Regions from separate parts of the Homo sapiens genome. Here regions 2 and 3 are each linked to region 1. A link is a loop called in an ENCODE intact Hi-C map of the cell type or tissue named here. Cell type or tissue: heart right ventricle. All regions are shown on one strand. Links, peaks and the distances in the headings refer to the core of each region. The heading gives the core; the rest is flanking DNA.

The links. A loop is a pair of places that touch in the nucleus more often than their neighbours do. Peaks named below come from ENCODE experiments on the same cell type or tissue, not always from the same donor. Only the 100,000 strongest peaks of a DNase experiment are listed, where the experiment ranks them.
Region 2: a loop joins it to region 1, with 7 times the contacts of the local background. A loop is called at or near these places in 33 of 110 quality-filtered maps.
Region 3: a loop joins it to region 1, with 9 times the contacts of the local background. A loop is called at or near these places in 75 of 110 quality-filtered maps.

Annotation. Positions count from the first base shown.
Region 1 is chr4:182,932,608-182,943,636 of GRCh38, reverse strand. It overlaps LOC105377577 (a long non-coding RNA gene), which reads right to left and starts at 6,212. Exons shown (of 3, transcript XR_939536.3): 1 at 6,057-6,212; 2 at 1,005-1,136; 3 at 499-580. In heart right ventricle, for the core only: a CTCF peak has its summit at 5,349 (motif pointing left); a DNase peak (open chromatin) is centred at 5,346.
Region 2 is chr4:183,394,433-183,405,461 of GRCh38, reverse strand. No RefSeq gene overlaps it. Among named protein-coding and RNA genes, the nearest start is that of CDKN2AIP, 45 kb to the left of the region's middle. RefSeq lists an enhancer at 6,718-7,509. In heart right ventricle, for the core only: a CTCF peak has its summit at 6,616; DNase peaks (open chromatin) are centred at 6,641 and 7,061; H3K4me3 peaks cover 1,003 bases; H3K27ac peaks cover 466 bases.
Region 3 is chr4:183,069,012-183,080,040 of GRCh38, reverse strand. It overlaps LOC105377578 (a long non-coding RNA gene), which reads left to right. Exons shown (of 3, transcript XR_001741938.2): 2 at 2,689-2,805. Among named protein-coding and RNA genes, the nearest start is that of WWC2-AS2, 25 kb to the left of the region's middle. In heart right ventricle, for the core only: a CTCF peak has its summit at 6,296 (motif pointing left); a DNase peak (open chromatin) is centred at 6,300.

The DNA.
Region 1 (11,029 bases), core at 1,444-9,443:
TGGGAATACAGAAGGAGAGACATTTGGGAATACAGAAGGAGGGACAAGGGAATACAGAAGGAGAGACATTTGGGAATACAGAAGGAGGGACATTTGGGAATACAGAAGGAGGAACATTTGGGAATACAGAAGGAGGGACATTTGGGAATACAGGAGGGACATTTGGGAATACAGAAGGAGGGACATTTGGGAATACAGAAGGAGGGACATTTGGGAATACAGAAGGAGGGACAAGGGAATGCAGAAGGAGGGACAAGGGAATGCAGAAGGAGGACAGTGTGAGTGTTGGGCATGTTGTGCTTGAGGTCCCTATGGGGCATGAGAAGAGATGTCCAGTGGGAAAATACGTACTTGATTTTGAAGTTCTCTTGGCTCAAGGTGGACATGCTGAAGTCATCACTGGCAGCTGAAGCTGTGATAGGATCCCAGAGAGACTGTTTAGAGAGAGGATCGGGCCAGGAAAAATATTTCAGCCATGACTGGAGGAAGAGGAACCATCAAGGATAATGAAGTGAAGCAGCCACAGAGGCCAGAAGAAAACTAGGGAGCAGGTGCATCATGGAAGCCAGCGGAGGGAGAGCTTCAAGAAGGAAATAGAATCAACAGTGAATAAGAAGGCTGAGGAAGTTTGTACCTTAGTCATTCCTGTTGTCATTTTTTGACCAATTTAAATTTCATTTACATTCTATTCCTGTTACCTATTAAATTCAAAAATAAGTGTTTAATACATTACATAAAATATAGCCATATTGTATAGATATTACAGCTAACAATTATGGCCTTATCAAGGTACATCTCTCCTCTTGTATTCTTATGGTAATGCCAGAGGTATTCTTTCCAGTTGTGCTTGAAGCAAAGCCTGGAAACACATAAAGAAACTATTCCTGCAATTCTCCAGTATAAAAATGAAATTTTATTCTATAGAAATAAATTCTAGTATATGACTGAGTGGGTCCTTTTGAGAGATACTTTATAATGCCATAATAAAACTACTTTGTACTCACAAGTTCAGCCGTTCAGGTTTTTATATTTGTCATAATGTCAGAAATTACCCTGAGGTATCCAGAGAGTAGCAATACTTTGAATATGATGGAAACATATTCAGAGTTCTCAGCACTGCCACATAAACATTGAACCTAAATAATTGAATGAGAAAAATACATTTTAAAAGGTTTATTCCATGAAAGAAGGTCATGTATTCAGAGTTCTCCAGAGAGACAGAACCAATAGGATATATAGATAGATAGACAGACAAGAGGGCATTTATTAGAGGAATTGGCTCATGTGATTACGGAGGCTGAGAAGTCCCACGACAGGCTGTCTACAAGCTGGAGACCCTGGGATGTCAGTAGCCCGGCTCTGAACCAGGAAGCTGATGGTGTAACTCTCAGTCTGAAGTTGAAGGTCTGAGAACAGGGAGTTGGTAGGGGAGGTTGCTGGTATAAGTCCTGGAGTCCAAAGACTGGAGAGCCTGGAGTTGTTCAAAGATAGGGGAAGAGTATCCCAGCTCCAGCAGATGGATCAGCATGTGTCTTTTCTCTGTTGTTATTCTCTATGGACCCCCAGCGGGTTGGATGGTGCCTGCTCACACTGAGGGTGGGTCTTCCCCACCTGGTCCACTCAGACTTACATGCTAGTCTCCTCCGGAAACACTGTCACAGACACACCCAGAAATCATGCTTTACTGGCTCTCTGGGCATCCCTTAATCCAGTCAAGTTGACACCTAACATTAACCGTCACACAGCATTTTATAATACTCTCAAAAAGAACGCTGAATCTCACTGTGGGGTACTGGTCTTTTAGGACTAAAAGACAAGTTAGTTGAAATTCAGAAATGTACTTGTTTGGTGTGGCATGCATGCATGTGTGTGCCTGGTCCTGTGTGTGTGTGTGTGTGTGTGTGTGTGTGTGTGTGTGTGCACCTGTTGGTTTTAGGGGATGTCTGCCCGATGACATATCTAGAGTCTAGAGTGCCCAAAGAGATTTAAATATCCTACCCAAAGAGATTTAAATTTTAGGAGGACGGTCTATTCAGTTCCCTTCTGGTTTCTAAAGAGGAGACAGTCGTATATCTCTTATATCTACAGAAGCAAACAAGATGTGAATGGAACAAAAATCAACCGATTTGTTTTCTGTTAGAAAATAAATATAGGCTTCATATCTGTGAAAAGGTATTGTTTGTCATAAACCAACACCCACATGAAATGTAATATTCTCAAAACTTATTATTTTGAAAAATTCCAAAAGTACAGAAAAGTTGAAAGAGTAATACATATACCTTTCATCTAGAATCACTAATTAGTAATATTTGGCCATATTTGCTTATTCAATGTTTATGTGGTTACATGTGTGTATGTACTGTTTTCTCTGAACCATTTGAAAATAAATTGTAGCTATCAGGATATGTCTCTCCTAAGTACTCTGTAATCCTAAGAACAAGAACATCTCCATAACCACAGTACCATTAGCAAACCTAATAAATTTAAAACTGATCTGCTCATATTCAGTTTTTCCCAATTATTCCCTTAATATCCAGGATCTAACCAACAACCACATTGTGCATTTAGTTATCATATCTTTTTAGTCTTTTTGCATCTAGAACAATCTCCTACCCATTTTTTGTGTGTTTTTGCTGTTTATGACATTGATATTTTAAAGAATCAGACCAGTTGTCTTGCAGAACATCCCACAATCTGAATTTGTGTGTTATTAGTTCCCTAGGCTGCTGTGACAACGTAGCACAGACTGCCTGGTTTAAAACAACAGTAAGGTATTGTCTCACAGCTCTGGTGACTCTAAGTCCAAAATCAAGGTGTTGGCAGGGCCACGCGCCCTCCAAATGCTGCAAGAGATAATCATTTCCATGCCTCCTCCAGCCCCCACTGGCTCCTGGCACTCCTTGACTATGGGCAGCATAACTCTTCTCTGCCTCGGTCTTCACACCACTTTCTTACAAAGAACACCATTCATTGTATTTAGGGCCCACCCTACACTAGTGTGACCTGATCTCAACTACGTCTGCAAAGACCCTATTTCCGCATAGGGCCACATTCTGAGATGCTGCATGTTAGGACTTCGACATGGAGAGATTTTGGGCAGACACCAGACACAATTGACTGAAGAACAGTGTGTTTCCTCGTAGTTTTTTTGTTTGTTTGTTTGTTTGTTTGTTTTTTGAGACGGCGTCTTGCCCTGTCACCCAGGCTGGAGTGCAGTGGCATGATCTCAGCTCACTGCAACCTCTGCCTCCCAGGTTCAAGCGATTCTCGTGTCTCAGCCTCCAAAGTAGCTGGAATTACAGGTGCCCGCCACCACGCCCGGCTAATTTTTGTATTTTTAGAAGAGATGGGGTTCACCATGTTGGCCAGGCTGGTCTCGAACTCCTGACCTTAGGTGATCCACCCACCTCGGCTTCCCAAAGTGCTGGGAGTACAGGCGTGAGCCACCGCGCCTGGCCCCACATGGTTGATTGAACTTGATGATTTTCATGAAGAATATTTTGCAGGTGATGCTGTGTACTTCCCATTACCTCAATTTGTCCCATTATTGGTGATGCTAAATTTGTTCACATAGTTAAGGTGGTGTCTGCCAGATTAAACCGATTATTAATAGGTAATCTATGAGGGTGGGAACACAACTGAGCTGAAGATTCAAGCTCAAGTCATGATGTGGAAGCTGACCTAGAAACACTGGTAGGAGGTGGGAAAGGGACATAGGGAAGCAGCACGGCCAGTGCGGGCTGGGGCGTCGAGCTGACTGTCACAGGGTGCTGCAGCTCAGTCCTGCTGGGACCGCTGGGTCAGTGTAGACTGGAACGAGGACCCCCTGGCTCTGGCTGTGGGCCACTGGAGCGGAACTTCTACCCTCCCCTGCCAGCAGACAGAGCTGGCTCTTGACCAAGGAAAGCCCTCGGAGCTTTGGGCTTGTGTGCTTCACAACATCAGGGCTCAGGACCATGGCCAGGCCGTTGGCAGCATCTGCTACAGTGACCTTGTAAGCTTCATTTGTGGCTGAATAGTACTCCATTGTGTATATGCACTAGTGTACATTTTCCTATCCATTCACCTGTTGATGGACACTTAGGTGGCTTCCAAATCCTGGCTATTGTGGATACTGCGGCAGTAAATACGGGAGTGCAGATATCTCTGGGCATGTCGATTTCAATTGCTGTGGATATGTACCCATATATGAAATTGCTGGATCACGTGGTCATTCTATTTTTTGTTTTTTGAGAAACCAAATTGCTAAGAGAGTAAATTTCTAGTGTCTCACCACCAAAATAATAATAATAATAATAATAATAATAATAATAAGTCAGGTGATGGATACGTTAATTAGCTTGGTTTAATCATTTCACATTGTATACATGCATCAAAAAATCACAGTGTCCCCCATAAATGTACATATTATCTGTCAATTAAAAACGAAACACTGAGCCAGGCGCAGTGGCTCATTCCTGTAATCCCAGCACTTTGGGAGGCTGAGGTGGGAGGATCACAAGGTCAGGAGTTCGAGACCAGCCTGGCCAACATGGTGAAACCCTGTCTCTACTAAAAATACAAAAATTAGCCCAGCGTGGTGGTGCACACCTGTAATCCCAGCTACTCGGAAGGCTAAAGCCGAAGAATCACTTGAACCTGGGAGGCGGAGCTTGCAGTGAGCTGAGATTGTGCCACTCTGCTCCAGCCTGGGAGACAGAACAAGACTCCTAAAAAAAGAAAAAAAAAAAAGAAAAAAGAAAAAAAAAGAAACACACGCACACACACACACAATGAAACCCTGTCTCTACTAAAAATACAAAAAATTAGCTGGGTGTGGTAGCAGGCACCTGTAATCCCAGCTACTCTGGAGGCTGAGGTGGGAGAATCTTGAACCCGGGAGGCAGAGGTTGCAGTGAGCCGAGATGGTGCCACTGCACTCCAGCCTGGGCACCAGAGCAAGACACCGTCTCACGCACACACAAAAATAATAATAATAAATTAATTAATTAACTAAATTAATTTTAAAATGTTAAAAACACCTTAATTTACGAGCAAGTTATATAGACCTCAGCTACTTTATCTCTAGCCATGCTTTCAGGAGTTTTCTCTGTATAATATCCTGCTTTGTCAATTGCAGCTCATTTTGGTTCCATATTTTTGTGATTTTGGGAACTGGAGTTAATAAGGGGTCCACTCCTCACATCCTGCGGATTCTGCGTTGTCAGTTACATAGGAGGGAACAAGGACGTGAAATGAAATTCCTGAAAATCCGAGAGGGAACGTTGAGGGCGAGGGCACGCGACAGCGGGCCTGGAGTGTGGCCTTGCCCTCTGCCCAGGCCGGCTGCAAATCTCTGCTGCCCCCTGGAGTCCACGCTGAGCACAACCCTGAGTGTCCTTGAAGTCTGAGTCCTGTCAAGGACCGAGTTGTGTCCCCTTCCGCCAAAATTCACATGTTGAAGCCCTAACCTCTAATGGAACTGTATTTGGGGATAGGGCCTCTAAAGAGGTAATTAAGGTAGAAGAAGGTCTTATGGTTAGGACTTAATCTAATATGACAGGTTTCCTTAAAAGAAGAAATTAAGACAAACAACAGAGACCTGGTCAGGACAGGGAGGGAAGGCAGCTGTCTGTCTGCAAGGCAGGCAGCTGTCTGTCTGCAAGGCAGGCAGAGAGACCCCAGGAGAAACCAACCCTGCCGACACCTTGATCTTGGACTTCCAGCCTCCAGAACTGTGAGAAAATACGTCTGTTGTTGAAGCCACTGGTCTGTAGTATTTTGTTATGGTAACCCCAGCAAACTAATACAGGGCTGCTTTGAGCTCTTTCATTCTCTGTTCTCTTTTTCTCATCTGTCTCTATATCTACCTTTTTGTCACACTCTTTGAACTTTAAGAAAGAGATACTTTACCTCCAGCCTCTAAATCTCTCTTGCTGCCTGGGAGGTAATTTACTTCTAAACATATCCAATTTTTCTTTGTCTTTCCAGTCTTTAAGAAAAGGGGGCAGGATTTAGATAATAAGTAGATCTTAAGTAACATTCTTTTCTTTACCTTGTATTATTTTCATACTCACCCTTTCCAAAAACTAGGTTCCTTTGTGGCTTGAGCTATGCAGCTGGCTCTCAGGTCAGCCTGCAGGACACGAGGGCAGGAGGTGGGTGTGTTTGCATCAGAAAGAACATGCTCTCACTGTGACTTCACTACAAACATTAGTCTTAAACAGTGCTTCTCAAATAGTCTGGGAGGGAGGACCTGGGATTTCCCCACGATCTGTACCGAATCTATATTTTTTGTCAAATAAGATCAAGGGATTTCTAGAAAAAAAATGAAGACATACAAAATACAGGTCCCAGGTTTTTATTATTAGATTCAATAGACAGAGAATTACTCTGTCCGATTGCTTTAATTGTTTCTAAACGGTTACTTTCAATGTCTGTACTTTTCACACACACTCAACATGCAGTGCAAAGACAGACACTGGTCTATGGAGCACGCTTTCAAGACAGCTGGCCCAAAGGGTGGTGCCAGTGATTTCCATTCTTTCTCATTGGTTTTAATAATCTCACTCAGAGTCAGCTGAGCTGTGTGTCTGGAAGAACTTCTCCCAGACTTTCTCTCTCTTTTTTCTGCCCCCTGCCTTCCTGTTGGGGTTCATCCCACTGAACTTTCCTTCATGGTCAAGGCTGGGGAGAAGGTGGTTATTCCTGAGGGTTCCTGGGGAGACCTGCAGTGCTCTAGAAGTGCAAGCTCAAGTTTCTCGGTTCCTCTGAGTGGAGCGTCTAGAAGATGGAACGCTCTCTTGCTCTATGACAGCCTCTGCCATATTTGACTCTTTTTTTTTGAGATGGAGTTTTGCTCTTGTTGCCCAGGCTGGAGTGCAATGGCTCGATCTCGGTTCACCGCAACCTCCGCCTCCCGGGTTCAAGCGATTCTCCTGCCTCAGCCTCCTGAGAGCTGGGATTACAGGCATGCACCACCACACCCTGCTAATTTTTTGTATTTTTAGTAGAGATGGGGTTTCTCCATGTTGGCCAGGCTGGTCTCGAACTCCTGACCTCAGGTCATCCACCCGCCTCAGCCTCCCAAAGTGCTGGGATTACAGGCGTGAGCCACTGCACCTGGCCATATTTGACTCTTGATCACTCTTACTTTCCTGCAACCTCTCCTTTGTCTCCTTCTTGATATCAGTCTGTCCATGGGCAGCCAGACTGGCAATATGTGAGAGGAAGCTGCAGTAACAGCTTTCTGGGTACAGGAACTTCTCCACCATCTGTTATGGTAAGTGGGAGAGCAGAGTGATGGGCAGAAATTCAGGGAATGGAATCATCTGGAACTCCTGAGGAAGTATGGAGCCAAGAGCTACATCATTCACTGGAATAAACCTTCCCCAGGGAAGTTATTGTCACATAGTATGTTTAGTTTATTGTTCAATAATAAACAGAAGGTTGCAAGACAATAATCTTTAGGCTGGCATATTAAGAGTGTGGATGGCTAAAGCCAAGCAGAATGGACCCTACTCAATTTCCCATCGCTACCTGGACAACAATCCTGCCCTGCCTCTCATCTATCTCATGACCAATACATACCAATTGGCACCTAATAAGGTCAGTTTTGTGAGGCTGGATTCCCCTGGAACTATTCCAACTGGTTTAGAATGAGCATAAGAGGTCACCATGCCATTTTTTTTTCCCATGCAAGTGCAGCCTACCTCAACAAGAAAACATCCTATCCAACCAGGGCACCTGGTTTCTAGAAGAGGTGGATGCGTGTGCCACTTCTGTTTTCTTGGAGGACCAAGATGCAAGGTACTCCCAGAGCAAAAGGGATCCTTTTGTATGGTCAGGCTGTAACAGATGTGGGTGAGTCTGGTATGGGCCTAAGGAAGTAACTCTGACACTAGTTGATTCCAAAGAAATATTGTTCCGCAATAAACATACGTGTGCATGTGTCTTTATAGCAGCATGATTTATAGTCCTTTGGGTATATACCCAGTAATGGGATGGCTGGGTCAAATGGTATTTCTAGTTCTAGATCCCTGAGGAATCGCCACACTGACTTCCACAATGGTTGAACTAGTTTACAGTCCCACCAACAGTGTAAAAGTGTTCCTATTTCTCCACATCCTCTCCAGCACCTGTTGTTTCCTGACTTTTGAATGATTGCCATTCTAAGTGGTGTGAGATGGTATCTCATTGTGGTTTTGATTTGCATTTCTCTGATGGCCAGTGATGGTGAGCATTTTTTCATGTGTTTCTGGCTGCATAAATGTCTTCTTTTGAGAAGTGTCTGTTCATGTCCTTTGCCCACTTTTTGATGGGGTTGTTTGTTTTTTTCTTGTAAATTTGTTTGAGTTCATTGTAGATTCTGGATATTAGCCCTTTGTCAGATGGGTAGGTTGCGAAACTTTTCTCCCATTTTGTGGGTTGCCTGTTCACTCTGATGGTAGTTTCTTTTGCTGTGCAGAAGCTCTTTAGTTTAATTAGATCCCATTTGTCAATTTTGGCTTTTGTTGCCATTGCTTTTGGTGTTTTAGACATGAAGTCCTTGCCTGTGCCTATGTCCTGAATGGTAATGCCTAGGTTTTCTTCTAGGGTTTTTATGGTTTTAGGTCTAACGTTTAAGTCTTTAATCCATCTTGAATTAATTTTTGTATAAGGTGTAAGGAAGGGATCCAGTTTCAGCTTTCTACATATGGCTAGCCAGTTTTCCCAGCACCATTTATTAAATAGGGAATCCTTTCCCCATTGCTTGTTTTTGTCAGGTTTGTCAAAGATCAGATAGTTGTAGCCGGTCCAAATGTCCAACAATGATAGACTGGATTAAGACAATGTGGCACATATACACCATGGAATACTATGCAGCCATAAAAAATGATGAGTTCATGTCCTTTGTAGGGACATGCATGAAATTGGAAATCATCATTCTCAGTAAACTATCGCAAGGACAAAAAACCAAACACCGCATGTTCTCACTCATAGGTGGGATTTGAACAATGAGAACACATGGACACAGGAAGGGGAACATCACACTCTGGGGACTGTTGTGGGGTGGGGGGAGAGGGGAGGGATAGCATTGGGAGATATACCTAATGCTAAATGACGAGTTAATGGGTGCAGCACACCAGCACGGCACATGTATACATATGTAACTAACCTGCACATTGTGCACATGTACCCTAAAACTTAAAGTATAATAAAAAAAAAAGAAAGAAGTATTGTTCCATCATTTATCCTAACTCTTAACCTTGCCTAGAATATGCTGAAATGTTGAAAGATGGAAGCTTCTGTGTTATGAAGCCATGGGAAATGAACTGAGGGAAACTTGACATTACTGATTTTTAGAAAGGGATAACTTAGAAGCAAATATCTTGAGAAGGGATGGGATGCAGAGAACACATGGAGAGACTGGCCTTTGATAGAAAAGGAAGTTGTTTTCTCAGTTGCTAAAGGAAAGAAAAAAAATCAACAATGTCAAGTGTGGATGAGTTTGTGAATCTGATGGTGGGAAGGTGAGGGCGGATCTGATGGCCCCTATTTTCTCAGCCAAGTGTAAGTTAAAGTGGATGGAGGATGTGAGGAGGCCACTAGGAAGGGTAGAGAGTTTGAGAAGAGAGAAGAAATGGTCTTCTTGGAGACAGGGACAGTAATCTTACTAGCAAAAATGCACTGGGTTGCTGGGTTACAGTGAAAGCCCATTTGGGGTGCAGGAGGATGAATTTTAAAGTGAAGCCAATTTGCTTAGTTGTATGAATCTGGCCAAAGTTCACCTGCTGGGTGCAGCTGAGGAGGAGTGAGCACCTGGGTCTCCTTAGGCAAGCATGATGCAGGGAGAGGGGGCAAGGTGGTTATAATGACGGGCCATGGGGTGTAATCTGGAGAAAAAATGTGAAGGAAGGAAAGGACTGATGGAGATCAAGAAACCGAGAATTTTATGTCATAATTAAAGGCGAAATATGGTAGAAATACTTGATCAAGTGACATAGAAGATAAGAGGTCATGGCTGGTATATGTAGTGTTCTGGAGGTGATGCAAGTTTGGGCGAGGCATGTGAATCACGCAGCCTATGGCAGTCATGGAGCAGAGGAAAATGTATTCATTGGCCCTAGGAAGCCCAGGAACTGATTGGCAGGGTGTTGGGTGGGTCATCTAAGTAGCTACTGAAGATGTCAAAAAAGGTGATGAAGGATACCTGAGGGACAGAGGTCGGGTCCGGTTGGGGATATGTTGGTACTGACAGATGCTGTGAGTCTCAAGGGAGAGAGGTGGGAGGTGATGGTCTGGAGTGGCAATAGTCACCTCCACAGATAAGCTTTGGGACAGCCTGGTTTCAGTGAAGGTTAGGAAATGGATCCAGCCTGCAGGAAGAGGCTGAAGCTAGAGGGCAGGGCTTGCTGTTACTTCTGGAGCAGGGATTCCGGGGGCCATAGTGCATGGCACACAGGTAATATGTTTGTTCTGTATTATTAATAATGTTTTCATTGACCGAAAAAGAAATAAGTGCCTGTCAAAGAAAAATTGGGAAATACAGGTAAGTATGGAGAAGACAATAAAAACCATCCATAATCTGACTCTTGGTGACGACAACTTTTAAATGTTTTGTGTTTTTCCTTCCAGTCTTGCCCCTACATATCTGCACACATTGCCCAAATTAACCATGTGTGTAATTGGGTAAGCTAAGATGCAGTATAGGTTAGAGATTGAGTCCATAGGCTCTGGAGTCAAATCGACATAAGTTCAAATCCTGGCTCTGTGATTTATTAGTCGTGTGAACTTAGCCAAGCTTCTTAAATCTCTGACTCGGTTGTTTATAAAATAGAGATAATAAGATAATTCGTTGCGTCATTGGTTAATATGAGGATGAAATGAGACAATGTATATATAGCAACTTACCACAGCATCTGGTACACAGTAAGTTCTCAACACATTTTTCTCTTTATCTTTTTTAAATGAACATTTCCCATATTATTAATAATTCTTAAAGTCCAGGATTCTTCCTATTTACTGAGTATCCATTGTACTGATGTACACTGTGTCTATCCCTTTTTGA
Region 2 (11,029 bases), core at 1,757-9,756, 460 kb before region 1:
AGGAGACGGTCCAGGGACCAGGCCTTAGGGTCAGCCCCTCCTCTCAGCTGTTCTCTTGAATAAACTTGCTTAGCAACTTCATTCTTTTTTTTTTTTTTTTTTTTTGAGACAAAGTCTCGCCCTTTGCCCAGGCTGGAGTGCAATGGCACAATCTCGGCTCACTGCAACCTCCGCCTCCCCGGTTCAAGCGATTCTCCTGCCTCAGTCTCCCAAGTAGCTGGGATTACAGGCGCCCGCCACCACGCCCAGCTAATTTTTTCTATTTTTAGTAGAGACGGGGTTTCACTATGTTGGCCAGGCTGGTCTCAAACTCCTGACCTTGTGATCCGCCCGCCTCAGCCTCCCAAAGTGCTGGGATTACAGGCGTGAGCCACCGCACCTGGCCAGCAACTTCATTCTTAAAAACCAAACTATCCTAGAAACTAGAGATCTTCCCTAGCCCTCCACCTCCCCCTTGTCTGCTTCATACCTTTTCCCTTCCCTTCTCCACAAGCTTTAGGATGGGCTTGCCTGCGAGCACCCACCGGCTCTACCTCCTCCCTCCTACTCACTCTAAGCCACCCCAAGTTAGTTTCTGTCCCTTCTGCTCTTGGAACTCATGTCCATTCTCCCATATCTAGATGCTTTAGTCTCTTTTCTCTCATGGCCTCTCTATTCTACGTGATATTAATGGTCCTGATCTCCTTGAACTCCTTCCTGCCTGGGCTCCTGCAGCAATCACATCCCTTGGATTTCCTCCTAGACCCCAAACTCCCCTTGTTCCCATTGTGAATCCATTTTCCACAAAGCAACATGCTAGGTGTGGAAGGGAGCCCGCAAAAGGCCCCACGGCAGCGGGGGTAATGGGCTTGGACTTGGGAGAAAAGGTGACTGGGGCTCCTACTCCCCATTTATATTTACTAAGTTACAGCAACCGTGGTCAAGTCTCCCAAATACTGAGCAGGTTCCCAAGATCCAAGGATACGGGTGAGGAGTAGTGGGAGAGGGGGCTGGAAAGCATGAAAGGTGTGTAAAAGGTGTTCAGCGCTGGGCTTGCCGTTTGGATGCCATCTCACAGGCTTGTATCGTCTTGCCTGTGCGAGGCTGGCCAGTGGCCCCTTCCTGAGGCGTGCTGAGTGGTCAGCATCCCTCTGAGCTGCCTCAGGGAATGCTGGAACCCTGGTGTTACGGTTATCTGTTGCGGAGTAGCAAGCCATCCCAAAGCTTCACTGAAATAGCAGATCATCAGATCTGCAGCTGGGACACAGAGGGAAAGCTCATATGAGCTCCACATGGCATTGACTGGGCCCCAGGGCAGCTGCACTGGGGGCTGGAGGATCCATTTACAGGATGGGTCTTGCACATGGCTGGAAAATCAGAGTTGGCTGTTGGCTGGGAGCTCAAGCTAGGCTGAGGGCCAAGGGCCTTGGTCCCTGTCCCCGAGGGCTTTTCTATGATCTGGTTGGCTTTTCTCAGTCTAAGCCTTCTCAGGCTGGGGCTGGGTGGGAACACACACTAGAGTTGAGCCCAGAAGGTTCTGAGCATGGCTTATACCTTCTTTTCTTTCTCCATCCCAGCTTTAAGATGACTTCCCTTTGGACGTGGCCAAGCTTGCAGAGGAAAGAGAGGCTGTTAGAAATTTGATTCATTGCCTCTGCCAGGAGGGTGGACAGGAGGGTAGAAAGACGAAATGCCTGAACTTCAAGGAGTTTTTCAGCAGTCTGACACTTGCATTTGGGGGCAAGAGAATTCTCTGAGTGAAGGGAAGAGCGATGAGGGGCAGACTGAGCTCCTGAGTCAGCGTGTCTGAGCGCCCGCCCAGCTGCCTGCTTCCCAAGCACAGTTTCGACATCCTGCTGCCTCTGTCGTCCTCATGGGTACATTCTTAGTACTGGGCTGATTTTAAGCTTCTCTTTCTAGTTATTTTATTGTGTTTCAAAAGTAATGGAAATTCAGCCGGGTGCAGTGGCTCATGCCTGTAATTCCTGTACCTTGGGAGGCCGAGGTGGGTGGATCACCTGAGGTCAGGTTCCTCAGGTGAGGAACACCTGAGGTCAGGAGTTCAAGACCAACCTGGCCAACTTAATGAAACCCTGTCTCTTCTAAAAATACAAAAAATTAGCTGGGTGTGATGGCGCGTGCTTGTAGTCCCAGCTACTCGGGAGGCTGAGGCAGGAGAGTCGCTTGAACCTGGGAGGCAGAGGTTGCAGTGAGCTGAGATCACGCCATTGCACTCCAGCCTGGGTGACAGAGCGAGACTCCATCTTGGAAAAAAAAAAAAAAGTAATGGAAATTCATAGTCATGAGGCCCAGCCAGCCCAGGCATTTTCCTCTGAGGGGGAGACAAGGAAGTGAGATGTCACGCCAACTAAGGTGGCCATCTGTGCAGCAAGTCTTCAACTGAAGACACTAATTTACCTTCCAAACGCTGCCAAGCAGCTCTCAGGGTAATGACACCATCTCACTGCAGACCCAGACCAATTCTGAGCCCTTGACCTTGAGTGACACTACCTCCCACGGCTCTTCCATAAAGGGGAGAAAGATGGTGAGTCAGTAGAGTGACTCCTTCCAATTAGGAAGGTGACAAAGGACATAAATACACTAAGCACTGAGGCTGGCAGGGTGAGTGGCTTAGTGCCAACAACCACAGTGGCCTTTTACACCAATTAGGTATATTTCCTGATAGAATCTTCCTTTTGCGAGCATTGAATTAATTTCCTTTTCACACACAGTCCCTCCTGTCCCCATCAGACCAGGGGCTCCACGTGGCCTTCACCCAGGGAGAATTTATCAAGCCCAGTGAATAAGGTGAACATTTGTTTTAAAAGAGTTTCCACCCAGAGGAACACGTGACTCTGGGGATGTCACTAGAAGTCAGCTTGGGGCCCAGGAATTATTCCTTTGGAGATCCCATCTATCTCCATCAAAACCTTGCCAGATGACCTTGTGAAAAGTCTACCAAAGACTGTGATTCAGCTTCCCGGAGAAATCTCAGCCGGGAGGATTTGGGAAATTTTGTGGGCTTTTCAGCTGGACCTTGATGGATGGATAAAACCTACATAAAACCAAGAGGCAGGCACTGGGCAGAGAGGGAGGGTGGTCCCTGCGGGAAGAAGAGCAGGACATGGGGAAGGACACCCTGGCAATGAAGCTGCCCGTGGCAAGGGAAGGATGCCCACACAATTTGGGGTCTGACATCCCTAGGTTCAACTTTCTGCCCCATTTTTAAGACCTTTGGCAAGACCATCTTTGAAGTCAGTGTCAGTATCTAAGGAGGGAAGATTAAAATAACTGCCTCAACAGAGTTGCTGTGTGAGTTAAATGAGAGAACGTATGTATGCAGCTGTCTGAGGAGTGGGAGGGGTTCTGATAAGATATGCCATCAGTAGTAAACACAGTGTATTTTTGCATTTGGAGGCCAGGAGACTAGTCTGATGGGGGCACAGGGCTTGTGTTGGGAAGGAGAGGGAGGTGAGTTTACAGGGTGGTGGCGTGTAACTGTGGAATCACTCTGAATATTGGCACTGGAAGATTTTGGACACACCACTTTCCAGGTGCATAACCTGAACCCCAGATTATGTTGGAGTTCTTATCACATGACCGCTGTATTCATAATATCATCTGAATATCTGCCCTTTTCAAGAATACAAGAGCATTGAGGGCCAGAGACTGTAACTTACACATCTTTGCAAACTCCTATAAAACCCAGCACATCATACTGCTGCTCAGTCACTACTTTTTGAATGGGGGGAGCATGAGCTCATTAAAGAAATGTGGTAACTATACCAATGGCTTAGTACTCTGCAGCTCACCAGTTAATCAGATCAAAACTGGTGATCAAAACGAATCAGATGGCTGAGGTATGAACGTAGGTGAGTCAGGCGGCTGGATGAGATGGCTCCATAAAGAGCTCTGGAATTCGTTCTGTCCTGGGCACAGCCCTTATGAAAGAAACCAAAAGAAAAAGGGACTGGAAAAATATAGATAATATCCAATGCCAGCAAAGGTGTCGTTAAACAGGCACTCAGATGCGATTCTCAGTGCAGGATCAATTGGCACAAACACTTAGGAAGGCAATTTGGCAATGTGTATTCAAAGAGGTATGGCCTTTGAGCCAATCATTCCACACAAGTGGATTTATCTTTATTTTATTTATTTTATTTTATTTTTTGAGACAGGATCTCACCCTGTTGCCCAGGCTGGAGTGCAGTGGCATGATCTCACCTCACTGTGACCTCTGCCTCCCGGGTTCAAGCGATTTTCCTGCCTCAGCATCCCAAGTAGCTGGGACTACAGGTGCCTGCCACCGTGCCTGGCTAATTTTTGTATTTTTAGTAGAGACGGGGTTTCATTATGTTGACCAGGCTGGTCTTGAACTCCTGACCTCATGATCAGCCCACCTCGGCCTCCCAAAGTGCTGGGATTACAGGCTTGAGCTACTGCGCCCGGCCGCATTTATCTTTAATGTCTGAATTAACGGAGGGGCCAAGCAGGGAGGTCACCTGCATGGAAGGGAAGACCCACAGGGAATGTACAGCCAACAACGTCGAGGTAGGTGTACATGTGGGGGCGGGGTAGAGAGGACACAGTAGGGTGGCAGAATCTACATGGTTAGAGGGGGCATCTGTGTAGGGGCAGTGGAGGCAGCAGCCAGAGAAGGGTACCCAAGTCCAAGCAGTAGGATAGTGGGGCAGAGGGAATGGGAGACTGGATACATGGAGGGGGAGGACTCCGTAACTAAATATATTGAGAGTGACGGGAGCCGAGTTTCTCACTACTAGAGAGAACAGTTATAATTATGGAAAACAAGAAAACTAGATTGAAGTCTCCGGTGCAGAACTGAAAATGGGGCAATTGATGTGAACTCACAGTTGCAAACGTTACAGGTGAAAAACGCCCTCCTGGCCGGTCACGGTGGCTCACGCCTGTAATCCCAGCACTTTGCGAGGCCAAGGTGGGTGGATCACTTGAGGCCAGGAGTTCGAGACCAGCCTGGCCAACATGAGGAAATCGCATCTCTACTAAAAATACACACATTTGCCTAGAGTGGTGGCACATGCCTGTAATCTCAGCTGCTTGGGAGGTTGAGGCACGAGAATCGCTTGAACCTGGGAGGTGGAGGTTGCAGTGAGCCAAGATTGTGCCATTGGGCAAAAGAGTGAGAATCCGTCTGGAAGGAAGGAAGGAAGGAAGGAAGGAAGGAAGGAAGGAAGGAAGGAAGGAAATTGAGCACCTTTTCAATTTGCTTATCCTCCATTTTTAGTTCCTTCTCTGAAATGTGTGTTTACATCTTTTGTCATTAAGAGTTTTGGGGATATTAGTAAACTTAGCCATTCATTCCTAATAAGTATCATGAATATTTTCCCAGTTCTTCAGTTTTGGTTTGGTTTTGTTTTTTTGGAGACGGAGTCTCAGTCTGTTGCCCAGGCTGGAATGCAGTTGCACGATCTCGGCTCACTGCAGCCTCTGTCTCCTGGGCTCAGGCCATCCTCCTGTCTCCAGAGTAGCTGGGAATACAGATGTGCACCATCGTGCCTGAGTAATTTTTGTTGTTGTTGTTTAGTAGAGACGAGGACTTGCTATGTTACCCAAACTGGTCTCCAATTCCTGGGCTCAAGCAATCCTCTGTGCTGTACCGCGAGTACTTCCTCTTTTATTTTTTTTAAATAAATAGAGACGGGATCGCACTGTGTTGTCCGGGCTGGTCTTGAATTCCTGGCCTCAGGCGATCCTTTGGGAGGCCGCTGTGGCCTCTCAAAGTGCTAGGATTACAGGCCCGAGCCACCATGCCGGGCCCCAGTTCTTCAGTGGTATATTATTTTATAGCCAACCTAGGTTTAAAATTTTGTATTTGGTCGGGCTTTTCCATTTTTTCCCCTGATGTTTTCTGGGTTTTGTATCGTGCTTACAAACAGCTTTGCCTTCTCATTACTCTACATTGATGCACCCGTATTTTTGTCACGGTTTCTTATTCTCGTGCGCGTGCACAGTGTTCGATGCATTTGGGTGCTGCGTGGAAGGCGTGCCCTGCTCAGCGACAGAGCCTGGGCGCGGGCTTCCTCCAGCACAGGGGGCGAGGGGCTTGCCCTGGAGTCACTTAGCCACCGCCTGAGCTTGGGCCACTTCCTCCACCACTTCTATCTGCATTTCCTCATCTGTTAGATGGGCTAACAGTAGAACCCACCTCAGAGGAGACTCTAGAGGTCATCGTGGTGATCCGCACCAGCTTAGAGCTGAGCCTGGCCCAGAGTACATGCTGAATCTAAACGCTCAGTGTTATGTTGTGTTGTGTTGTGTTGTGTTGTGTTGTGTTGTGTTGTGTTGTGATGTGGTGTTGTGATGTTATGTTATGTTATGTTATGTTATGTTATGTTATGTTATGTTATGTTATGTTATGTTATGTTATGTGTTATCATGCACCATGATAGGTTTGAATCCGGGGGCCAGCGTCCCCGGTCCCGGCGCCTGGCAGCGGGAGGTTCTGGATGGAGCCGCAGCAGGGTTGCCCCGCGGGCTGAGAAGCCCTCCTAGCTCTGCCCGCGGCCGCGGCGGACCCGGGAGACGCCGGACCTGTGGCGGGGTGAGCGGGGGCGGGTTCACCGCAGGCGGGGCGAGGCTCGCTGCCATCGCTAGGAGGCTCTGTTGCCGCTAGGACCTTGCGATCTCCGACTTCGGGGCTTGCGGGCTGGTTCTCAGAATGCAGTCTCTCCCGGGCCCGGCGGCCTCTTCAGCACCGCGGTCCCAGTGGGCTCGGCGTGCTTTTTAAATAAAGGAAATTAAACACACACGCTCTCTCTCTCACACACACACAGAGTGCTTAAATAATTAACAAATCGAGGCTTAAGGACAGACATTTCCTGGCTTTGGCTGGGTGGAAGCCAGCCACTAAGGCGGGGGCTGGTGAGCTGCCGCCCCGGGAGGAGCTAGGGGCGCACGCCACGTGCGGGTGCTCGGGCCTGCACCCCTGCTCGGGAGACCTGGAGCGGAGCGAGCGCCCGGGCTGCCCAGGACCTGGCCGTCTGGCACTTCCTCCGAGTTTAGGGTGCGCTGAGTCAGCTGCGGGGGCCAGCGGGGGCCAGTTAGGGGTCTGCAAACCAGCAGTTCTCGGCCTGTCCTCTTTTGCTGACACTCGCAGCCTCTGCCCACGTGGTCACTGTTGCCCCAAGGTTTCTGCTGTGCCGGCCAGCACTTCCTCTTTTTCTTTCTTTCTTTCTTTTTTTTTAATTTAAATTTTGCCTTTTTGAAAAAAAGAGAGACAGGGTCTCGCTATGTTGGCCAGGCTGGTCTCAAACTCCTGGCCTCAAGTAATCCTCCCACCTGAAGCACTTGGTTTGTTGCAGCGACTGATCGCCTCTCTTCCTCTTCCCCACTTGGTTCGGATGGTAAAGTGCATCCTCCCGAGGCAGCCTGGGCTGGAAGGCTCTCCTTCAGGGGGCCCTGCCCTAATTACCCTAACTACCCTCATGTCTCACGCCTCTCTGGTCCCCGTGGCTGCCAAGCCCCCTCGGAGAACCCAAGGGCGCCTGCAAGTTCTGCCTCCTCCAGAGCCTTCACAGCGGCCTGGGGTCCCCCTCTCCCCTCTTTACTGAGCAGCAAACTTCTCTGCTCTTTCCTGAACGCCCCAGTCTAACATGCTTGGCTCTGAGCCTGCTCTTCATTTCAGTGTCCACTAAGCAGACACACCTATATGTTATGGCTGGAAACAGGCCGCATGTCTTTATTAGAGGGCAGGAGGCGGTCGTTCCTGTCTTCTTTATTAGGTTGTATATGCCCATCTCCATCGCGCCCAGAGCATCCTGCCCCGCTGAATCTTTCTAGTCGACTCTTCTCTCAAAACTCTGTGGCTAAATTCTCTTTAAAACCTGTCCTTGTCCCAGCTACTGGGAAGGCTGAGGCAGGAGATTCACTTGAACTCGGGAGGCAGAGGTTGCAGTGAGCCGAGATGGCGCCACTGCACTCCAGCCTGGCGACAGAGCGAGACTCCGTCTCAAAAAAAAAAAACCCAACAACAACAACAACAACAAAACCTGTCCTTATGCCCTCAGATAGGGTTTCTCACTCTTGCTTCTCTGCACATCCTCTGAGGCCTGTACATTCTATTACTATTATTATACTAAATTGGTAGTTATTGAGTTACTTGTCTGTTCCATTTCCTAGACTCTAAGATCCCACATCTTATTTATTTTATGATCTTAGTAAGATATCTCACTATATGGATCTTTGTATCTCCAGGACCAAATACAGTGCCTGACCTTGGGGTCTCTCTTTTCTTTACATTTAGAATCTTCCTTCCACTTCTTATACCGTACGCCTCCCCTGCCTCACTCATTCTGTTTCTAGATGTCTGGTCATGGGAAAGCCGAGCTTCTTAGGGACTGCCATGGGGAGTGTGAGACTGCAGGGATTCTCCAGCTGTTTGTGTGAGTGTTTGTTTCAAGGGCACAGCACCTAATTGATCATAGGGATCTTGTCCAGCTGTTGAACACGTCTAGAAAAACAAATTAAGGCAGAGCAGACCAGAAGTGCATTCCATCGTCAGCCCCCAGAATAGGTGTAGCACCTGTCATAAATCCCAACATGGCTCCCGGCACTTCCAGATAGTGGCTGTCCTTGTCTCTGTGCATGGGAGTTTCTGTAGCAGGAGAAAGGCATGGCTGGGTGGGAGAACGGGGTGGCATAGTTTCCTCAGACCAATTTTAACATTAGCCTAAGGAAAATATTGTAAATAACTAAGAAGGTGGGATAATGCATTTCAGAACCAAACCAAAACGATTATCTTAATTAATCAAGAAGAATTGTCTGTATGATAGATATGATGAAACCAGTCCAGGAGGAGGAAAGAACTAACTGATCTGGAGGAAGAAAGTTAGGACACAGAAAGTGGAAACAGAAACAGGAAGGAAGTGGGAAGTGTCAGCTTCTTCAATCTGAAGCAATTTACCCAGAACAAATTTAACCTGTGCTTCAAGGAACTTTCAGTGCCAAAGTGGATTTAACTACTTGTTTACAGGTTACCTATGACTTGTCCTTTGAAACCCATCTTCTCATAGGTCTGTGATATGGCATCATGAAAAACCCTCAATCAAGACACTGTGCTAGCCTGCCCATGCAGCTAGCCTGACTCAGAAGGTACTAGAACATTCTATACTTCCTCTATGTGTCATCACAGTTTCCAGTGATAGTTCTCATTTAGATAAAAATCTCCACTTTAAGCTATCAATGTTATTTTCTTAAATACATTTGTATCTTCAAATTCAACATTTTATGAGAATTTTCCTTTTGCTATGAAACTCAAATAGCATTCAAAATAACTGAAAACAGGCCGGGCGCACTGGCTCACACCTGTAATCCCAGCACTTTGGGAGGCTGAGCGGGGATGGATCACTTGAGGTCAGGAGTTTGAGACCAGCCTGGCCAACATGGTGAAACTCCATCTCTACTAAAAATACAAAAAAAGTAGCTGGGTGCTTGCAATCCCAGCTACTCGGGAGGCTGGGGCAGGAAAATTGCTTGAACCTGGGAGGTGGAGGTTGCAGTGAGCCGAAATCGCACTACTGCACTCCAGCCTGGGCGACAGAGTGAGACTCCGTCTCCAAAAAATAAAAGAAAATAAGTAAAAACAAACAAAACAAAATCAAACACCTGCCCCTTACTACAGAGCTTGCTACCTGGGAACTCATAAAATATGTTACCAGACTAGAGATGTGTTTGTTTGTTTGTACCATGTTTTGTTTTGATTTTTGCATGGATTTCCAAATTAAAAATTTTGGACATTTCTCATAAACATCAGGATGTCTGACTTCTCTTGAAAAATCGGAAGATCTTGCGTCACTGCACCCCCAGCCTGAATGGCAAAAATTGGCAGGTGCGGGCTGAGTGGCTGCTGCCCCCCGAAGCTTATCTTCAGTTTACAGGCTCTACTGGTCCTGTTGCCTATACTGCCTGTTCATTCATTTATGTAACTGGCCTGTTGCTTATCGTTGGGAGATTTTATTCAGCCAGTAATTCTCTAGCTATTTTTTTTGCCAGGTAAAAATATCCTTATGTAAATGCTTTATTTAATTGTGGATTATAAAAGAGAACATGGGTTAAGGAAAAACAAAGGTGAAACCAGGTGCTGCTACAGTTAAAATTAAATCTCTAACAGGATCTCCTTTTCAAAGCTGCATGCCTATTAATTTGCATACTCATGCTATATACATGTTCTCTCTCCTATGTTTCACCACTGTATTAATGTACTGGAATATGAATTTTTGATGAACTATAATATTCCTACATGCAAATCTGGAGGGTCGAAGTTAGGAAAAGGAACTTTCAAATTTGAAAATAAAAATTTGAGCATCGTCTATGCTTTTGAAAATTCCATCTTTATGGCCAAGAGCTATGTTTGTATTGTTGTATTGAAATATATCTTGGTTTTGTGAACGAGGACAGCATTAGAGTTCCACTATGGAATTCTCCATGTGGCACTTTCTCCTTCCTAAGGTGCTTTGTAAGGGAGCAGGGAGAATAAAGACATTTTGAAAGTCTTAGTTATTCACGGCCTTGCTCCCAAGCCAAGAATCCAAGAGACCCTGAAATTTCACATCAGCCACTTGGAATACGAACCCTAAATCTCCCTCTTACCTTGGAGAACAGTAGTTTTGCTATCTTGTACCACTGCCAAGGCAGGACTGAGCCACGTTGAAATACAACCCCAGGATTGTAGCATTTCCCCGGGGGGATACCTGAAGAAGCCCAGGCAGAAGAATAAACATGTTATAGGGTAGGGCTTGTTTTAGACAAGATCAGGGGAGGAATGCTAGCAAGATTTCTTAGTTTTCATTAATTATTTGGGGGTTCAAGGAGACCTTTTTTCCGGTCTTTTTCCATTGCTTCGCATTGGCTCAAGAGACAGGCCAGGTAGGAGTTTATTAGGACTTGGTGAACCATACCAGGTGAGCTCATGAAGCGTCAGCGGGAAGTCCTGCAATGCAGTGCGTTTGGATGTCACAAATAAAGACCCACAACATGTCCATAAGAACAACGAGAAGTGAGAGTTTCCTGATCC
Region 3 (11,029 bases), core at 1,504-9,503, 140 kb before region 1:
GTCAGACAGATCTTGCGGGATTCCTGGCTGCACTGCTTACTAGTGGGTGACCCTCACAGTCATTTTACTTTGCGTTCCCATCTTCTTATGCGTTGCATAGGAGCAAAAGCGCCCACCTCACAGAATCGCAGTGAGCACTGAGACAATGTGTCTGACATCAGGTGACAGTCAGAATTAGTTCACTTTCCTGGCTCCTGCTGCTTCTCCATCTTCTGCCCTCTAACAGTCTTGTCTGTCTTTGCCATCTCTTTCTGTTTATCTCCTTCCCCAACATGAAATTTGCATTTTCATGGCCAAAAAAAAAAAGTATGCTTTTGGCCGGGCGCGGTGGCTCATGCCTGTAATCCCAGCACTTTGGGAGGCCGAGGTGGGCAGATCACCTGAGGTCAGGAGTTCGAGACCAGCCTGGCTAACATGGTGAAACCCCGTCTCTACTAAAAACACAAAAATTAGCTGGGCATGGTGGCACGCACCTGTAATCCCAGCTACTCAGGAGGCTGAGGCAGGAGAGCTGCTTGAACCCAGGAGGCGAAGGTTGCAGTGGGTGGAGATTGCAGCATTATACTCCAGCTTGGGTGACAGAGTGAGACTCAGACTCAAAAAAAGAAGACAAGAGGCTGGGCATGGTGGCTCACGCCTGTAATCCCAGCACTTTGGGAGGCCGAGGCGGGCGGATCACAAGGTCAGGAGATCGAGACCATCCTGGCTAACATGGTGAAACCCCGTCTCTACTAAAAATACAAAAAAGTTAGTTGGGCGTGGTGGCGGGCGCCTGTGGTTCCAGCTACTCGGGAGGCTGAGGCAGGAGAATGGCGTGAACACGGGAGGCGGAGCTTGCAGTGAGCCGACATCGTGCCACTGCACTCCAGCCTGGGCGACAGAGCGAGACTCTGTCTCAAAAAGAAAAAAAAAAAAAAGGATGTTTTTAAGTAGTTTGACCTTACCAAATAAATGGAAACTTTTAAAGTTTCTAATTTAGAAATCTTGTGCCTTCAGATGTTTCAGTGTCTCTGAAAATACATGCTTAAAATGTGTAATGAACTTCCTTTTTCCGGTAACATCTCAACCCTTTTCCTAAGTTTGGGTACCGCCTGGCGCAGGAGCCTTGGTGGAAGGCGGGGAATGTCTCCAGCTAGAGGACTAGAAAGGGGATGCAGGTAGTAAGTGACTTAGCCCAGCAAATCAGAGGCTCCCAATGTGCTTCTGAACTGGACTCAGCCAATCAGATGCTCCCAACGGGAAGTGACGCAGAGACGAGTGGTTCAAAGCTGGGAGAGCGAAGGCGGCAGCAACACCCATCTGCAGGTACTGCAGGGGTCGGGTGCAGGGGTACGCCGGCCTAGCCCAAGAGGGGGGCCCTCACTCAGTCTTTTCGGAAGAGCCCCACTCACCCTCAGGCAGTTTCTTTCAGGCTTTTGTGGCTTCCTGCGCCATGCAGTTACGCTGGAGAGGGATTTAAGAAGTGAAGATAGAGACATTTTAGAGCCATTTCCCAGCTTTTGTGCCATTGTCCTGGGAATTCTTCTCTCTTAGATAAAAGTGACAGGCTACCTACCTTCTCGCAGGAATTCTCACCAGAGGGTCCTGTTTGAATTTTAATTTTAGTAACCTGATTTTTATTTCTTTTCCTCTCACTTCATTTCCGTGTATCCATGTTTGAAGGTGTGTGTGTGTGTGTGTGCGTGCATGCATCTCTGTGTGTACCTGTGTGTGTTTCTTTCTCCTCACTTTTCTCATGTTAAAGGCTAACCTGAAGTTAAAATAGTTCAAAAAGTCATCTCTGGTTAAAAACCAATAAAGCCAAAACGATAGAAAATCTAGAATTTAACAGATGCTTTTACATATTGCAAATCAAAAAACCTTTCAGTGGGCCGGGCATGGTGGCTCACGCCTGTAATCCCAGCACTTTGGGAGGCCGAGGCAGGTGGATCACCTGAGGTCAAGAGTTCGAGACCAGCCTGGCCAACATGGTGAAACCCCGTCTCTACTAAAAATACAAAAATTAGCCAGGTGTGGTGGTGTGCGCCTGTAATCCCAGGTGCTCAGGAGGCTAAGGCAGGAGAATCACTTGAATCTGGGAGGCAGAGGTTGTAGTGAGCTGAGGTAGTGCCACTGCACTCCAGCCTGGGTGACAGAGACTCCGTCTCCAAAAAACAAATCAAAACAAAAACAAACAAAAAAGGCTTTCAGTGTATAAATGCATTGTTAAATATTTTCTCATTGCATTGTTTTTTCTTTCTTTTGAGACAGGGCCTCACTCTGTCACCCAGGAGTACAGTGGCACGATCACAGCTCACTGCAGCCTTGAACTCCTGTGCTCAAGGGATCCTCCAGCCTCCACCACCACAGTAGCTGGGACTACAGGTGCGAGCCACCACACCTAGCTAATTTTTGTATTTTTACAAAACATGGTCTGGCTATGTTGCCCAGGCTGGTCTCAAGCTCCTGGGCTCAAGCGATCCTCCTGCCTTGGCCTCCCAAAGTGTTGGGATTACAGGGGTGAACCACTGCACCTGGCCTTCTCATTGCATTTTACAGTACTTTCCAGAATCACAACCCCAAATGTAAGAAACACAACTTAAATAAACACACATATTTGAAGTCATAATAGGGTTGCTCTCTTTGCTTTTTAAATCTGAGACACTTTAACCACCTATTAGTTATTGTTTATTTTCCTTTCTCTTCAAGCTGTCACATCTACCTGCGGAATTCACCTTATACCTTAGAGAGAGGCTGCAGTCAGTGACAGCTGATGGGAAATGCATCTGTTCCTTTGAGTAATTCAGCAACATCATTACTTCTCAGGTATCTGTTGAGGGTGGAGCAAGCTACAAATCGCTGATGAAATTCACTGTGTAGAAGCCGAGCTCGTGGGTTCTGCCACTTATTATCTTTGTGACTTTGGGCAAAGTGTCTCTTGGTGCCTCTGTTTCCTCCTCTGGAAAAAGACGTGCTGATGATAATAGTACCTACTTCATAGGGTGCTTGTGAATGTTAAACGGGCTAATACATGTGAAGCACTCTCCACGGAACCCAGCAGGTAGCATGTGCTGAGGACAGGCTCACCGTTGCCATTATAATGCGTATCCCTCAGTTGGCCAGTGGGGAACTTCCAGATCTAACAGCCTGGTATGGGCTGAACTGTGTCTCCCCCTACAAATTCATATGTTGAAAGCCTACTCTCCAGTACCTCAGAAAGTGACTGTGTTTTTGAATTTAGGGCCTTTAAGGTCAAACTGTCCAGGCGCCATGGCTCATGCCTGTAATCCCAGCACTTTGGTAGGCTGAGGCGGGCGGATCTCCTGAGGTCAGGAGTTCAAGACCAGCCTAACCAACATGGTAAAATCCCATCTCTACTAAAAACACAAAAATTAGCCGGGCATGGTGGCAGGCACCTGTAATCCTGGCTACTCGGGAGCCTGAGACAGGAGAATTGCTTGAACCTGGGGGGTGGAGGTTGCAGTGAGCTGAGATCATGCTACTGCACTCCAGCCTGGGCAACAGAGCCAGACTCTGAAAAAAAAAAAAGAGGTAATTAAGGTCAAATGAAGTCATGTGGGTGGGCCCTAATCCAGTATGATTGATGTCCTTACAAGAAGAGATCAGGACACAGACACACAGAAGAAAGGCCACATGAAAATATAGGGAGAAGATGGTCACCTACAAGCCAAGGAGAGAGGCCCTCAGAAGAAACTGACCCTGCTGACACCTTGATCTTGGACTGTTAGCCTCCAGAGTTGTGAGAGGATAGATTTCTGTTCTGTAAGCCCCCCCGCCTGTGGTGCTAATATCTTGGTACTTTGCTTTGGCAGCCCTAGCAAATGAATATGCTGTCCAGTCACAAGCTCTGTCCTTGCAACTGGCTCCAACCTGGGGTTCTCTGCCCTTGAACCTTTCTGATTCCCCCATCCCTCTAGATGCCCCTCATCTCCATCTCACAGCTTCCTTCGCCACTTTCTGTCCCCAGAGTGTAAAATTCCCCAGGCTCTTCCTCAACACTTTTTCTTTCTATATTTCCCCGTGAGGATGAACTGATGGCCCATTTTCATAGATCCAACTGCCACCTTTATGCCCAGGAGTCCCAAATCTATAGCTCTAGTTTTACTCCCCTGAAATCCACACAGACTTTCCAAATGCCTGCTAGACATCATGAGGATATCTTGCTAATATACCCCCCACCAAGCTCATTGTCTTTTCATCCAGATTTTTCCTCCTGCTTCTCCTCCCTCCCTTAATGCCTTTATCATTGCCTTAGTGACCCCTGCTATGAAATCAACCATTGTTTCCTTCTCTTATCACCCTCTTTCCCCTAAGCCCTATAACTCACTTCCCGAAGTTTCCTTTACTTTTCACTCTTTCCCCATTCCCCGCTACACAGACCCAGGATTCATCTCTTGCCTAATATTTTTCAATTTCTTCCTAATGATTTTCCCTACCTTGGGTTTCAGATCTCCATTTTTCAGGGATTTTTTCCCCTAAATTACAAATAATATTTTCCTCTTGAAATATCTTACTGATATTTTGTTGCCTAATTTAACAAATAAAGCCCCAAATTACTCCCACTGGCATTCGTGATTTCCATGATCTTTTAAACATCCTTTTCAGCTTGAGAGGATATATTTTGCACAAATTGTGGCTTCCACAAAATCACCTAGTACACTTTACACTGACTGCTGCCGTATCAGACTAGTGCAGAATCAGTGTAAATTGGTGATCCTACAAATAGTAATCAGAGTAATCATTTATCTTCTGCAAATATTAATAGGTCACCCTTGCCTTCTGTAGATTACAACACTTCCCTTCAAAGTAGACCCTATACAGTGAATGAAACAAAGGGGAATTCAGATTTTTTAGTAAGTGCTTTTTTTTTTTTTTTTGAGACGGGTTCTCATTATGTCCCCCCGGGCTGGAGTGCAGTGGGCAATGGGGCAATCATAGCTCACTGCAACCTTGAGCTCCGGGGCTCAAGCAGTCCTCCCACCTCAACATAAGCCACTGTCCCCGGCCAATAAATACTACTTTAAACTCCATGGAGCTTCAGCACATCTTATCCAGATCACTCTGTAGGGCTGAGGATAATGGTTTGGGGGAATGCATCCCTCATGTATCTTAGGCATATTTCTAAAACTGCATAATCACCATGGCCATTTCTGATGGCCAATGCCCAGTGCCACTCCTTGGAAAATGTCAAGAATGTAAGACTCAGGTCTGTTGCAATGAAATGCATTTCCAGTGAGGCTAATGATCCTTATGTAAATTGTTGGAATTCTTGCGTGAATAACCCTTAGCAGTAATGGCAATGAAATGGAATCTCACTTTACTTTTCTTCCTGGGGGCTTCCAGACCCTCAGGTTCACCATTGCAAATGTTCAGTAAACAGAGTGCTGAGCGTAGGTGGAAAAGAGATCTGGGTGAGGAGTGCAATTTTGGGGTTTTCCACATCCAGGAGAGAAGCAGAACTGTACCAGTGGATCCATTGTCAACCATGGAGTTCAGGAGGGGAGGGCCTGACCCTGCAAGACGCACTCGGAGAAAGAATTCATGAAAAGTGATCCCGACCTTGCAGAGCAAGCATTGTAGTTAATCACACTTAGATAAAGGAGAACAGCGTATTTCTCAGTTACGTTTCCTGTCTTCTCAAGGGTTTAGCCAGATCTCCATCAACATAGCCTAAGAACATTTTGTTTTACTTTCTAATTATTTGCTTTAAACTTTCAAACTATTTTGGTATCATTCTTCAGTATGGGCAGAGAGAAGATTTTTTTTAAGGGTTTCTTTGGGGACCATTAAATATAGTTTTTAATCTGTTTTACTTGGTTTTTATTTTAGTAATGCTCAGAGGAATATTCATGTATGAATAAGCCTGAAATAATAAAGCTTGGACTAATTGTATTTTTGGGAAATAGGTCAATTCACAGCTATAAAAAGCAAAAGGCAACATGTAGTAGCAATAGTTCTATCTGAATGTCGGTCATCTAGATTATTGCTAGCTCACACATTCCATGTGTTTTTAACTTGATATTAATGGTTAGAAATGTAGCAATGTAGTTTTTTGGGTAATTTTTGAAGAATAATGACTTCAGGTTAAAATAGGTAGGGAGTTTGGGACCCAAATTCCATCAGTAAGATTCCTTCAGCCGTCCTTCACCTGATTTGAGAAAAGTCATACAAATTCTTACCAAATTATGAACATTTGACTAATGAACATCTATCCACAAAAATCTCCTGGTGGTAGATGGGCTTCTTTCCCATCCGGGTTTTACCTGGGACAATTGAGGGGTCACGAGATCATGCTGCCACCTGGTGGTCCACATGGGTAACTAACATCTACCCTCAAACGATTTTCTCGGGGGCAGTTCAGTTCTGCTCTGTTCAATAAATCTTCATTGAGCTTTCACGAAGGCCAGGCATTGTGATCCTTACCCAGGGGACAGACCTGTCTCTAGCTACTTTTCCTTTGTGTTTTTCCATTTATAATTCAGTTTATTTAGTCTCATGCAGTTGCTTTGTTGGCACTCATATTCTCTTAAACCCTCCTCTTCCTCCTTGCCTCTCTTAACCCGTTTGGCTTCCTTAGAAATGATAATTTCTCGCCGGGCGCAGTGCTCACGTCTGTAATCCCAGCACTTTGGGAGGCCAAGGCGGGCGGATCACGAGGTCAAGAAATCGAGACCAGCCTGGCCAACATGGTGAAACCCCATCTCTACTAAAAATACAAAAATTAGCTGGGCGTGGTGGCGCATGCCTGTAATGTCAGCTACCCAGGAGGCTGAGGCAGGAGAATTGCTTGAACCCGGAAGGTGGAGGCTACAGTGAGCAAAGATCTCGCACCACTGTACTGCAGCCTGGCGGCAGAGCCAGACTCTGTCTCGCAAAAAAAAATAAAAAATAATAATAAAAAAAAGATGATTTCTCTTCTTCTTTCTCGAGTTCTGTTTGTGCAGCAGTAGTGACACTAATCACAACTTTAAAGCAAACGTGTTATGGTCTTAGATATTTTTTTCCAAGGAAAAGGAAAAGGAAAATAATACATTTCATGATTTCTCCATAAACTCGTAAAGGCCTCAAAAAGGGCCCAGAGTTCTACAGAAGGCTCTTGTCGTCTTCTCATCTGATTGTGTGTCTACATTGCTTTTACCCACTTTTCCTGAGGCACCGACATTGAACAAAAAGATTGATTCTTGTTCTTATCCATTTTCAATTTTCTGGAAATAACAAATGTTGCTTTTTACTATTTTTCATCACAAGTGTGGACCATTTCAACTCATTGTGGGTTAAACCAACTTTCTTAAGATTATTTGTGAATACAATCATTTTTAATAAAATGGTTTTTAGGGAAAATTTATTCAGAGTTCACACGAGCAGCTTAAAAGCTTTTGCAATGCAGTCCACTTCAACATGACGATTTTCTGCACTTGAAAAACAGATAAATTAGAGGCTATTTTCTTTATAATAGAAAAAAAGTGTTATTTTATAGAATAATTAATCATGGAGTTTTAAATATGATCTTCTCATTACATTTAATTGTGATTCAATTGTAAAGCATTTAGAAACAGAAGTAGTCATAAATTTAGTGGGGGTAAACACAGATTGAACCAGGAATTATCAAAGAATTTGGAAGAATTATACAACTTAAGAATTTCGTTGGTTCCAGTAAGCGCTCACATATCTGAAATATCCTTGCCTGCAGTCAAAACAATGTGAAGACTAATTACAATAAGAAATACTCAACCTTCAAATAAATTCCTACAATTCTTTGTGGAATTGCTAAATCAAAGGATATGTACATTTGTAATTTTGATAAGTACAGTAATGCTAAATTTCCCTCCATAGAGATTAAACTAATTACATTTCTATCATTTATTTTTTAATCCCCAAAGACATCATTATTTTTGTTTTATACAGTCAATGTTTGTTAGATTTATCAACACATTTAGAGCTTCCTGTGTTCTTCATTCCTTCATCATTTCTGGCTCTCCATATGGGATCATTTTTCTTTTTTTAAAATATGCCCCTTAGAATTCCCTTTAGCAAGCTTCTCCTGGTCGTAAACTCTTTGTCTTCTTTGTCTGAAAATGTCTTTCTTTGTTTCCTTCCTGAAATAATTTCAAATTGACAATTATTTTCTCTTAGCACATTGAAAATCTCATTCTTTGTCTTCCGGTTTCCACTGTGGCTGTTAAAGAATTAGGTCTCACACAGTCTGACTGTTTTAACTCCCTCTAAGGTAATTAGTTTTTTCCCCCTCTGGCTGCTTTGAAAATTTGTCTTTGCACCTTTAAAATAATTGTATTGTTTCATGTTTTTGTTTGTTTTGTTTTGTTTTAGTTCCACTGCATGTATCTAGTTGTAGATTTTCTCCCCTGCTTAGGATTTGATAAGTTTCTTAAATCTGTGGATTTGTCTTTCTTGTAAGTTATTAGTTATTATCATTTCAAATATTGTCTTTTAGTTATTTTTTCTCCTCTCTTTTTAGGACACTTATTAAATGTATATTAGACCTTCTTATTTTATCATCAATGTTTTTTAACCTCTTTTCTATATTTTTTGTCCTCTGTGCTACATTCTACATAATTTCTTCTGACCAACATCCAGTTCACCAATTTTCTCTTTAGCTCTGTCTAGCCTGCTGTTAAACTATATTTGAGTAATTAATTTTAGTTATAGGGTTGTTTGCTTTTTGGAGTTCTATTTGTTTGTTAGGGTAATTTTATAGTTCCTGATTCCCCAAAGACATTTTCTTTTCTTTTCTTTTCTTTTCTTTTTCTTTTTTGAGATAGGGTCTTGCTCTGCTGCCCAGGCTGGAAGGCAGTGGTGAGATCATAGTTTACTGCATCCTCGACCTCCTGAGCTCAAGCAATCCTCCCACCTCAGCTTCCCAAGTAGCTTGGACTATAGGCACATGCCACTGTACCTGGCTAATTTTATTTATGTTTGTGTGTGTGTGTGTGTGTGTGTGTGTGAAGACAGAGTCTCATTATGTTGCCCAGGCTGGTCTCAAACTTCTGGCCTCAAGCAATCCTCTCCCCTCAGCCTCCTAAGTGCTGGGATTACAGGCATGAACCACAGGGCCTGGCTCCCAGAGATATTTTTCAAGGTAGTCTTTTATTTCTTAATACGTAAAAACAGGTGGCTGGGCACAGCAAGGACTCTGAGGAAGGCCTGTTTCTTTTGTTTCTTTGTTTGTTTTTGTTTATTTTTGCCCAGGCTGGAATGCAGTGGTGTGATCATAGATCACTGCAGTCTCAACCTCCTCCCTCAGCCTCCCAAGTAGCTGTAACTACAGGTGCATGACACCATGCCCAGCTGATATGGTTTGGATTTGTGTCCCTGCTCAAATCTCATGTCAAATGTAATCCCCAGTGTTGGAGGAAGGGCCTGGTGGGAGGTGATTGCATCATGGGGGCAGATTTTCCCCTTGATGATCTCGTGATAGTGTGATAGTGAGTGAGATCTGTTTGTCTAAAAGTGTGTAGCACCTCCCCCTTCACTTTCTTTGTCCCACTGCAGCCATGTGGGACATGCCTCCTTCCCCTTCACCTTCCACCATGATCGTGTATCTCCTGAAGCCTCCCCAGCCATGCTTCCTGTACAGCCTGTGGAACCATGAGCCAATCGAACTTCTTTTCTTTATAAATTACCCAGTCTCAGGTAGTTCTTTATAGCACTGCAAGAACAGACTAATATACCAGCTAATTAAAACACGATTTTTTTTTTTGTAAAGATGGTGGCTTGCTGTGTTGCCCAGGCTGGTCTAGAAGGCCTAGCCTCAAGTGATCTTCCTGCCTGAGCCTCCCAAAGTGCTGGGATTACAGGTGTGAGCCACTGTGCCCAAAGCCTGTTTCTGGGAGACGTGGGATTCTTCTGATAGGTGTTTTGGCTCAAGGACTCACCATCAGTCTTACTGAACTTCCTTAGAACTGCATTGCAGCTCAAGATTCTTCCTCCTGGCCTTCCTTGTTCCCTCTCTGCTGCACAGGGACCACAACGGCAGTGTAATATAACTCTCCACTATTCCACAATTCCCTTGGCTGCCTACCCACTTTCCGGGACAGGCATTCCCCTAATAAATTCTTGCATGTCTAATTCTGTCTTGGTGTCTGCCTCTTGTAGAACCTGGACCAACATAAAGGGTACAAGGAATAATTGAAGAAAACAGATGATAAATGGGGATTTGAGGTTGCTTCACACACTGCCAGGTGGGCAAAGACGATGCTATCCTGGTTGGTAGGTGGGGTGTGAATAGTCCCTGGCACAAAGTGAGGCTTAATTACTAGAGATTTCACCAGTAATGATGTGAAAAAATGTCCCAGTGAAAGGGCCGTGGTAGAGACGCAGGCATTCAAAAGATTTGGAGGTGGGGGCAGGAAGCCATGCCTACCAAGACAGCAGAGTGGCTAGTTACTGCTACGTTGTATTGATGCCGTGCAGAGAGATAATGAGAAACTGGGACCCTTAACACATTATTCATGGTTAACTGTAGGAGGCTCAGTGGTAACTTACAAAGGGGCCCTGTCTCCTGCAGTGGAGCAGAATGAATGGAACCCACATGATCCGCTGGGGTGCATCCTGGTACGCCCTTGCCCTGCTGTAATTGTGAATGGACACATGCAACAAGCCCAGCCTTAGGAGAGTGTGATCATCAAGGGCTCACACCTCTCAGGAATGAAGAGTTGGTTCACACCACCAGGTGAGCCATCAAGAGCTGCTGAGATCATTGCTGAAGATGAGGCGAATCCCAACTGGGGAGAGGTGTAACAGCTGCAGCCCTGAAATCAGCTGCAGTGATAGAGGCGTCATTCCCCTGACACTCCTCTTTTAGGTTTCCGCTTGTTAAGAATAAATTCCCACAATAACCAAAGAGGAACTCCTCCCTGAACCCATATGGAGAAGTGCAGGACAGTACAAGGGGTGGTGGCTGGGAGATACTTCTCTCAGGTCTCCAGTTTCAGGGAGTATAACTGACCGACGGCCTCAGCTGCTCCCAGCTAATGCCCAAGCAGGGCAGGGATGCTAAGCTGGGTCTATC